2 separate regions of the Homo sapiens genome follow, and region 2 is linked to region 1. A link is an interaction called in ENCODE POLR2A ChIA-PET data of the cell type or tissue named here. Cell type or tissue: HepG2. All regions are shown on one strand. Region 1 has its middle 25 kb from the start of PYY. Region 2 holds the start of LOC105371789 (a long non-coding RNA gene).

The links. ChIA-PET counts read pairs that join two places held together with the same protein. Peaks named below come from ENCODE experiments on the same cell type or tissue, not always from the same donor. Only the 100,000 strongest peaks of a DNase experiment are listed, where the experiment ranks them.
Region 2: POLR2A ChIA-PET joins it to region 1 with 5 read pairs; 5 of 35 experiments call an interaction of 5 or more read pairs at or near these places.

What each region holds. Positions count from the first base shown.
Region 1 is chr17:43,976,661-43,980,660 of GRCh38, reverse strand. It overlaps a transcript of PYY not described here. Among named protein-coding and RNA genes, the nearest start is that of PYY, 25 kb to the right of the region's middle. In HepG2, no CTCF peak of the experiment used is centred here; no DNase peak of the experiment used is centred here; H3K27me3 peaks cover 2,734 bases.
Region 2 is chr17:44,113,880-44,117,879 of GRCh38, reverse strand. It overlaps HDAC5 (histone deacetylase 5), which reads left to right. Exons shown (of 27, transcript NM_005474.5): 2 at 176-386. The coding sequence starts at 365. It overlaps LOC105371789 (a long non-coding RNA gene), which reads right to left and starts at 1,968. Exons shown (of 3, transcript NR_136415.1): 1 at 1,885-1,968. In HepG2, CTCF peaks have their summits at 2,076 (motif pointing right) and 2,836; a DNase peak (open chromatin) is centred at 2,083.

The DNA of each region.
Region 1 (4,000 bases):
TTCTATTAAAAATACAAAAATTAGCTGAGTGTGGTGGTGGGCACCTGTAATCCCAGCTACTCCGGAGGCTAAGGCAGAGAATTGCTTGAACGCAGGAGGCAGAGGTTGCAGTGAGCCGAGATTGCGCTACTACGCTCCAGCCTGGGTGACAGAGTGAGACCCTGTCTCAAAAAAAACAAAACAAAACAAAACAAAAAGTCCAGGCATGGTGGCTCACTCCTGTAATCCCAGCACTTTGGGAGGCCGAGGCGGGCGTATCACCTGAGGTCAGGAGTTTGAGACCAGCCTGGCCAACATGGTGAAACCCCATCTCTACTAAAAATACAAAAATTAGCCGGGCATGGTGGCGCATGCCTGTAATCCCAGCTACTCGGGAGGCAGAGGCAAGAGAATTGCTTAAACTCCGGAGGTGGAGATTGCAGTGAGCTGAGATTGTGCCATTGCACTCCAGCCTGGGCAACAGAGTGAGACTCTGTCTCAGAAAAAAAAAAAAAAAAAAAAAAAGGTGGAGGGGAAAGAAAGAAAAAAGAATACTATCTGATTCCACATAACTTATGTGTTAGAAATGAGGAAAAATGGTTATCCTCAGCAGGGAAGGGATAGAAAGGTAGGGGACACTGGGAGGACTTCCTAGGGGCTTGTAATGTTCTGTTTCTTAAGCTGGGTGCTGGTTGCATTGATGCGCTTTGTTTGTGAAAATCCATTGAGCTGAACATTTACAATCTGTGCACTTTAGGTGTGCTAGTCTTCAATAAAAAGTTGAAAATGTGTTTTGACATTTATGGAGCTAGCGTTTGGGTAAATTGAAGCTGTGTGTCACTGATTAAACTCTCTTGGCCCTGTTGTTCCCTCCCCTACTCTTCCCCCTCTTCTATTCCTGGGCCTCACCTAGCTACCCCCACACCCATTTCTCCCCCCACCGCTGGTCTGCTTCTGATTGCGCAGGATATGCAATTATATATATAAATTTTTTTTTCTGTTGTTTGAGACAGAGTCTTGCTGTCACCCAGGCTGGAGTGCAGCGGTGCCATCATAGCTCACCATAGCCTTCATCTCCCAGCATTAAGTGACCCTCCTGTCTCAGTCTCCTGAGTAGCTGGGACTACAGCTTTTTTTTTTTTCATCTTTATTAGAGAAGAGGTCTCACTATGTCATCCATAAGCATGTTTTTGTTAAAGAAGTCCTTTAAATTTTTTTCCCACAAAACTGCTGTATAGGCAGGTGCAGCCATTGTCTAGAAGCCCTGCCTTCCCTGATGTTTTATCGGTTTGAGATTAGGCTCAGCTGTGAGTGAAGAGAAATTTCAAAATAACAAGGACTTAAATCAGGGATTCTCAAATTTAAGTGTGCAGCAGAATCACTTGGAGGGCTTAATAAGACTCCAACTGCTGGGGCCCATGCCCAGGGCTTCTGACTCAGTAGGTTCGGGATGGGGCCTGAAAATGCGTGTTTCTAATTAGCCGCCAAGTGATGCTGCTGCTGCTGCTGCCAATCTGGAAATCACCCTTTGAGAACAACTGCTGGAAACACATCAAGTTTTTTTCCCTCGTGTAAAAAGCCTAGAGGCCTTTTGGTGGTTCAGAGATCCTTCCAGCTTTTCACTTTGGCTCCCTAAGGTGCGACACTCATCGCATGGCCCAAAATGACTGCTTCAGCTCCAGCCATTAGAGATTTATTCCAGCAGACAGGAAAGAGGAAGGGGCAGAAGAAAAACAGACCTTTATGGATAAGGGCACTTTACAGGGGGTGCCCACAGTTTAAGGGTTAGACCGACCAATGCCTTGGCCCTTCTGATGCAGAGTATGGAGGGCTATGCTGCTGGGAGCACAGGGAGGGGCCCCAACCCAGCCAAGGGGTGGGAGTGGGAGGTGACCTCTACAAATAGCAATTCCTGTCTACCTTTAGTGTTGGTGCAAAGATTACATTTTAAAAATGGATGTGACTGTGATTTACAAGTGGCAAGTCCTATAGAGAAGTTCCTTGCTTTTCTGTCTGAGGTACAGACCCAAACTGGGGTGGGGGTGTAATAGCCTGTTTTGGGAATTACACTGAGCCTTGCCTGCAGGAGATATGATCTGGGAGAGAGGCTGGCAAGGGGGGTCTTTAAATACTGATGGAAGCCATGAAAGATGCTTTTCCCCAGAAAGATACACTTTCTTTTCTTTTCTTAGAGAACAGAGTCTCGCTACATTGTCCAGACTGGTCTTTAACTCCTGGGCTCAAACGATCCTCCTGTCTTAGCCTCCCAAAGTGCTGGGGTTACAGGTGTGAGCTATCATACCCAGCCAAAATACAGTTCACTTCTCTCTCTTTTCCTTCCTTTCCTTTTCTTCCCTTCCCTTCCTTCCTTCCTTCCTTCCATCCTTCTTCCTTCCTTCCTTCTCTCTCTCTCTCTTTCTTTCTCTTTCTTTCCTTCTTTCCTTTCTTCTTTCTTTCTCTCTCTTTCTTTCCTTCTTTCCTTTCTTCTTTCTTTCAGGGTCTTGCTCTGTCACCCTTATGTCTGGTGGCATAATCATGGCTCACTGCAGCCTTGACCTCCTGGGCTCAAGTGATCCTCCCACCTCAGCCTCCCAAGTAGTGTAGATTACAGGTGCGTGCCACCATGCCTGGCTAATTTGTTTTTTTGTAGAAACGGGCCTCCCCCTGTTGCCCAGGCTGGTCTTGAACTCCTGGGCTCAAGCAATCCGCCTGCCTCAGCCTCCCAAGATGCTGGGATTACAGGTGTGAGCCACCGTGCCCGGCCAAGATTCACTTTGATACATGTTTTACTATGCAACCTCAAGGGGTTCACAGGCCCCTGAGGCTCACTGAGGAACCCCGTTTAAGAATCCTTGTTCTAGAGGAAATCTCCATCTCAGCAGTGGTTTTAGGAGCCCCAGGCTCTGGGACAGCAGTTTCAGGAGGTTTTCCTGAATGGCCCCAACTCCAAAGTGGGGACTCTAAGTGGGAAGACCCCTGTGGCAGTGGCATAGGTGGCTCTGAGATGGTGCTGCAGTTTCAAGGGACCCCAGAACTGGGCTGAGGACACAGAGTAGGGTGAAGGTAAGCAGGAGAAAGTGGACAGAGGGACAAAGGGGCATGGAGCAGGGAGAGTCGGGGGTGCACCTGCCAAGGAACTGCAGGTCAGCAGTGCCAGTGTTGGGCGGGCAGGTGCCGGAACACCTGCAGCGTGTTCCCAGCTGGGGCAGGACTCCTTGCATGAGTCCTGGTGCAAGGGGCGTCCAGGAGTGGCCCCTGGAACTCTAGTTTCCAGGTCACTGACTTGGGCCTTGTTCTCCCTGGGAGGTGGCGGAAAGGTGGGAGTGGGTCAATTCTTGTTTTCTTCTCTCTCTGCTGTCACCTTCCACCCTCCTCTCTGATAGATGGCACAGACTAAGTCGCAGCTAATGGCTTTCTGCAGAGCCCTTGGAACTAATGAAGCTGCTAACAAGTGCCTGGGTAAATGAATTGCCATCCCTGCCTCCCTCTCCCCCTCCCTCTCCCTGCCCCGCTGAAGGCCATGGGCTGCACAGCAGCTCAAGGCCACTGGAGACACAGAATGGGGGATGAAGGATGGGGCCTGTCACTCTAGGCCAGGAAGGCAGGGTGGGGGGACATGAGAGGGTGGAGGTAAACACTGGGGAGAAGCATATATGGAGAGGGAGTTGGTGAGAATTGTGGAGAAATGTGGGTAGAGGCCGGTGGCAGAGACATGAGCAAGAAGAAGGGATGTGTATCGGGTAGGGTGGGGTGAGGTGGAGTGATGGTCCCCTTCTGTGCCAGGCACTGGTGCACAAAGATCAGAAGCCCCTGCCTTGTCCTTGAGGAAACCACATTTTGGTAGGGGGTAGAGAAACATATAGAGATAGTCACTGGTTGGTTTTTGTTTTTGTTTTTATGTTTTTGGTTTGAGACAGAGTCTCGCTGTGTCACTGAGGCTGGAGTGCAGTGGCGTGATCTTGGCTCACTGCAAACTTGACCTCCCGGGTTCAAGTGATTCTCCTGCCTCAGCCTCCTGAGT
Region 2 (4,000 bases), 140 kb before region 1:
TAGTAAGATAAGAAACCAGGGTCTATCCAGTTCTGCAGATTTCTCCTGTGGCTGTGGGCAGGTATCCCTCCCTCTCATCCCTCATCCCCAGGTACAAACTGATGAGCTCCAAGGTCTCCTTCGACTCTCAGATTCCTGAGTTAGGGGCCTCTAACCCTGCTCCATCTCTCCCCAGGGATGCCGTTCTGAGTGCCTGACTGCCTCGCCCCGAAGGATGGCCTCGGATGGGCATTAGAGGCACGGCGGCCCCGGGCTCCCGTCCCGTCCGTCTGTCTGTTATCGTCTGTCTCTCTTGACATCACCGCAGCTCCACCCCCTCCCGTCCCAGCCCCCAACGCCAGCTTCCTGCAGGCCCAGAGCCGGCATGAACTCTCCCAACGAGTCGGGTAAGAGCTGGGAGGTTGGAGAAGAGCACCCTGGGGTAGCTTCGGATGCAATGGGCTGTGTGGGTTTCCCTTCCAGGCCAGCTGACCTTTACTGTCTGAGCTATAAGGGAATGAGGGGGTAAGGAGTGGAGAAGTGTTGCAAGAAAGGGCCCATGAGGTAGACCTGGGAATCGAGGGATCGATGGTCCGGTCTGGTCCTGGGAAGGCAATGGGTCCTACTCTGCCCCCCATGCTTGCCCTCTCAACTTAGGGGTGTTCAGCTCCAGCTTCGCCTTCCCCTGCTAGCCAAGACAGGTGGGCCTGAGGGGGCAGTGTGTATCCCTTAATCTCTCTGGGCAGTCTGGGATGATGTTGGAGGAATTTCTTTACTATAGCAGAATGCTCAGCTTCCTTTTCGTGATGGTGGCTTCTTTACTTAGTGGAATGTTTGTGTTCCATACTTTTTTCTTAGTGGAGGTTTACAAGGGCACTGGGCCTTAACCTCCGTGTGCAGGTGCGTGGCATTGGGTGGGAGTGGGGTGACGTGTGTAGAGGAGTCTCGGCTCTCCTCTGAGTCCAGGTAGACTGCCTCTCTTCCTCTTGGGCCCTTCATATGGTAGATTGCTAATCTGGGGTCTTTTACTCTGAGATTTCCTGTTCCTCTTTGTTCCTAGGACCCTGTCCAGTGCTGCCAGAAATAGTCTATTTGGGGGACTCTAGGCAGCTTGATGTGCAGCTGGGTCTGGATGTATGCCTGTGAGGCTGTGTTCTAGTGGCCTGAGCTGGACCCTCAGCAGTTTCCCAGGAGGGTCCTGGGGCAGTGTGGTCAGAGTAGTGGCTGTCGTCTCCTCCTCCTCGGGTGTCTCCTTCCACACAGTGTTAAAGGTCCATCTTGCTCAACTTTAGCTCTCCACGGCCCATCGTACTCCTCATCTTTTTTATGTAGGGGTAGGTGGATATTTCTCCTTTTAGAGATAGGGCAATTGGGGCCTAGGATGAATACCCATTTGCAGGATTGTACAGAAGCAGCATCAGGGAGGAATCCAGACCACCCCACATTTTCTTCCCCATCATCCTTTCTGTAGGGTTTGCTGTTCTCCTTCAGATATTCCTCCCTCTGCCCTTGCCCTCATTCAGCCCCTAGGGGCTGGGACAGGTGGGCTGCCCAGCTCTGCCCTCTTGCTTGCCCCTCTGAGGCTGGATGGCGAAGGGAAAGGAGAGGCCTGGGTCCTCATCTGTCCCTCGTGCATCTTGGCTGGACACTACCCCAGCAAGCTCAGCCATGTCGGGCAGTAGTGCCAGCTACTTCTTTCCTCTGAGTTGTGACGCTGACCTGTCCAGGAGCCATCTGCAGTCCCTGCTTCCCATGGGGCTGGGGTCTAACTCTTGGCCAAGGGAATTGAAGCTGCCTAGCGGCATCTGTTGGTGGCTTGGAAAGGATTTTTCCCAGCTTTGGGGTTTCTTTCCCTTGCAGGGAAATGTGATAATCAACCCAGGATAGATGAAGTTATTGGGTTACCTTTCCAGATGCTGGCGGTCCAAGTTTCCCTTGCAGCTACCTCTGTGGGAGCTGACAAGAGTGTTGGAGGAGCTGGACGTGTCCACCAACGCAGGAGGCTGGCAGCTTGAGAGCCACTGCTGAGCCCTGGCCAGGAGGGGCGTCCTGAGTGGGCCTGTGGAATGGGCCCCGCGTCCTGCCTGGCTTTCCAGCTCCCCCCAGCAGGGGGAGATGCTGTCTTCTCTGTGTTGGGGAAAGAAGGAAAAAAGGAGGGGGCCAGGGATTGGGAACCTCATTTTAGGATTGTTGAGAGGCTTTGGAACTGGGGCCACTGCTTGGGGATGTTTGCTTGAGGCCCTTCCTGCAGAGTGTTCCTGGGGTTCTGGACTGGCTTTCCCAGTTGTGGGGTTCCAGCTGCCCTGGGCCAGGGAGATAGTCAGCCTCCCCCCAGCTCTTCCTTTCTGAGGGGCCTAGCGTCTGCTATTCCCAGAGCTTGGGCTGGCATCTGGGCTAGGGCTGGGGTGCCCAGCGCCTGGCAGAAGCCTGGAAACCACATGCCTTGGAACTCGGCGGAAGTAAAGTGAGACCACCGATTGAAGCCAGAGCACGCGGGTGTCCACTTCCCTGTAGAGAGCCCCAAGAAGGAAAGGTATGGGCCATGGGGCAGGAGATAAGAGGTGGGAAGGAAGGAAATGGTTAGTCCCCAGGGTCTGCTGCAGCCCCTGAGCGCCTCCCACCTTTTCCTCACTTCCCTGAACACTTGCTCCTCTTTCCCCAGAGTAAAGGACAGTAGGCTTTGTAAGGGGCAGAGCTTCTGGTTCCCCTCAAGTCCTCTCAGCGTAGGAGCTTTTCAGTTTGGCAAGTCCTCACTGAGTATCACCAACAGGCTCAGCCTGTGGAAGACAGAAGAAAATATGAGATGGGCCATCCCTGGTCCTCACAGTGAACATGTTAGCAAGAGAGACTGTTTTGGTGAGGGGCAGCAGGTGGAGACTGTGAGTGATTTCCTTCTGGGGCCCACTGCCCAGGAAGGTGGGAGCTGATGACTTCCCTCTGGCTCGGGCTGCCTACCAGCCTTTGACTTTATTTACCTCTTTTGCAGTCTTGGAATCACAGGCGGAGGCTATTGATGGGGTTGCCTGCTTCCCTGAGACCATTCCCTGATCTCTGCCTTTTCTTCCGGCAAAAGGGGGTTTGAGGATTAAGGCTGTCTTTATTTTTCTGGAACTGTTTGCTTCTGCATGTTCTCCTCAGTGGGGCTGAAAGGCTGACAGAACTTTCCCTCAGCTCAGACTCGGCCCAACCAGGTTGGAGGAGCTGCCCAGGGGCCTGGGACCCAGGCCAGCTCTGGTTGTACCCTCTTTGTGCCATTGCCCAGAAGAGCAGGCAAGAGTGAGGCCCACTGTGCAAGCCAGTCTGGGTGGCAGCGGGGCCATGGAGGAGGCGGCCAGGATCCTTCTCCCCAGTGTGGGAGGGAGACAAGCTTCATGACAACACCTGCCTGCCCAGCGCCTCCCAGAACCTTCACACTTTCTCTCTTTCCCTTTTCCAGGATGGAGGGCAGCAGCCCCCCCCCCCCACGCCTGCTCTCTGGGTGACCAGAGAAACTGGGGCATGGGTGTGGGGTGGAGCCAGGAACCTCGGTGTCCTGCCTTCCAGCCTTGGGCTCTGCCTCCTTCAGAGCCCCCAGGGAAGGCAGGCAGTGAGAAAGTGGGTCAATCCTGGCATGGGGCTGGGGTCTGAGAAGTAGACTCCTGGCCTCCCTTCTCTACTGAGATGCCCCCTGGCACACCTCTGTGCTCACTGCAGAGCGGGACCTGCTTCTCCCCTCCTCTTCCCTGCTCTATCATTCCAAAGAGATTGAAGGCTTAGAATGGAATGGCCAGAGAAGGCAGGGTCAACCCTGAGGGGAAGTAGAAGATGCCAAAGTAGGTGTTCACATTTTTCCTGGACTTGGCTTCAAATGAGAGGGTTCAGCCAACACCTAGCATGGGGCCTGGCTGGCACATGGCAGCTCCCAGGCCATGCTGATGGGCTCCAGCATGACTGGGCTCGAAGGGCAGGAAAGAACAGGAGGGTGGGCAGGTCTGATATCTGGGTCTCAGGGAAGCTGGCATCTCACACTTCATCCAGGGTG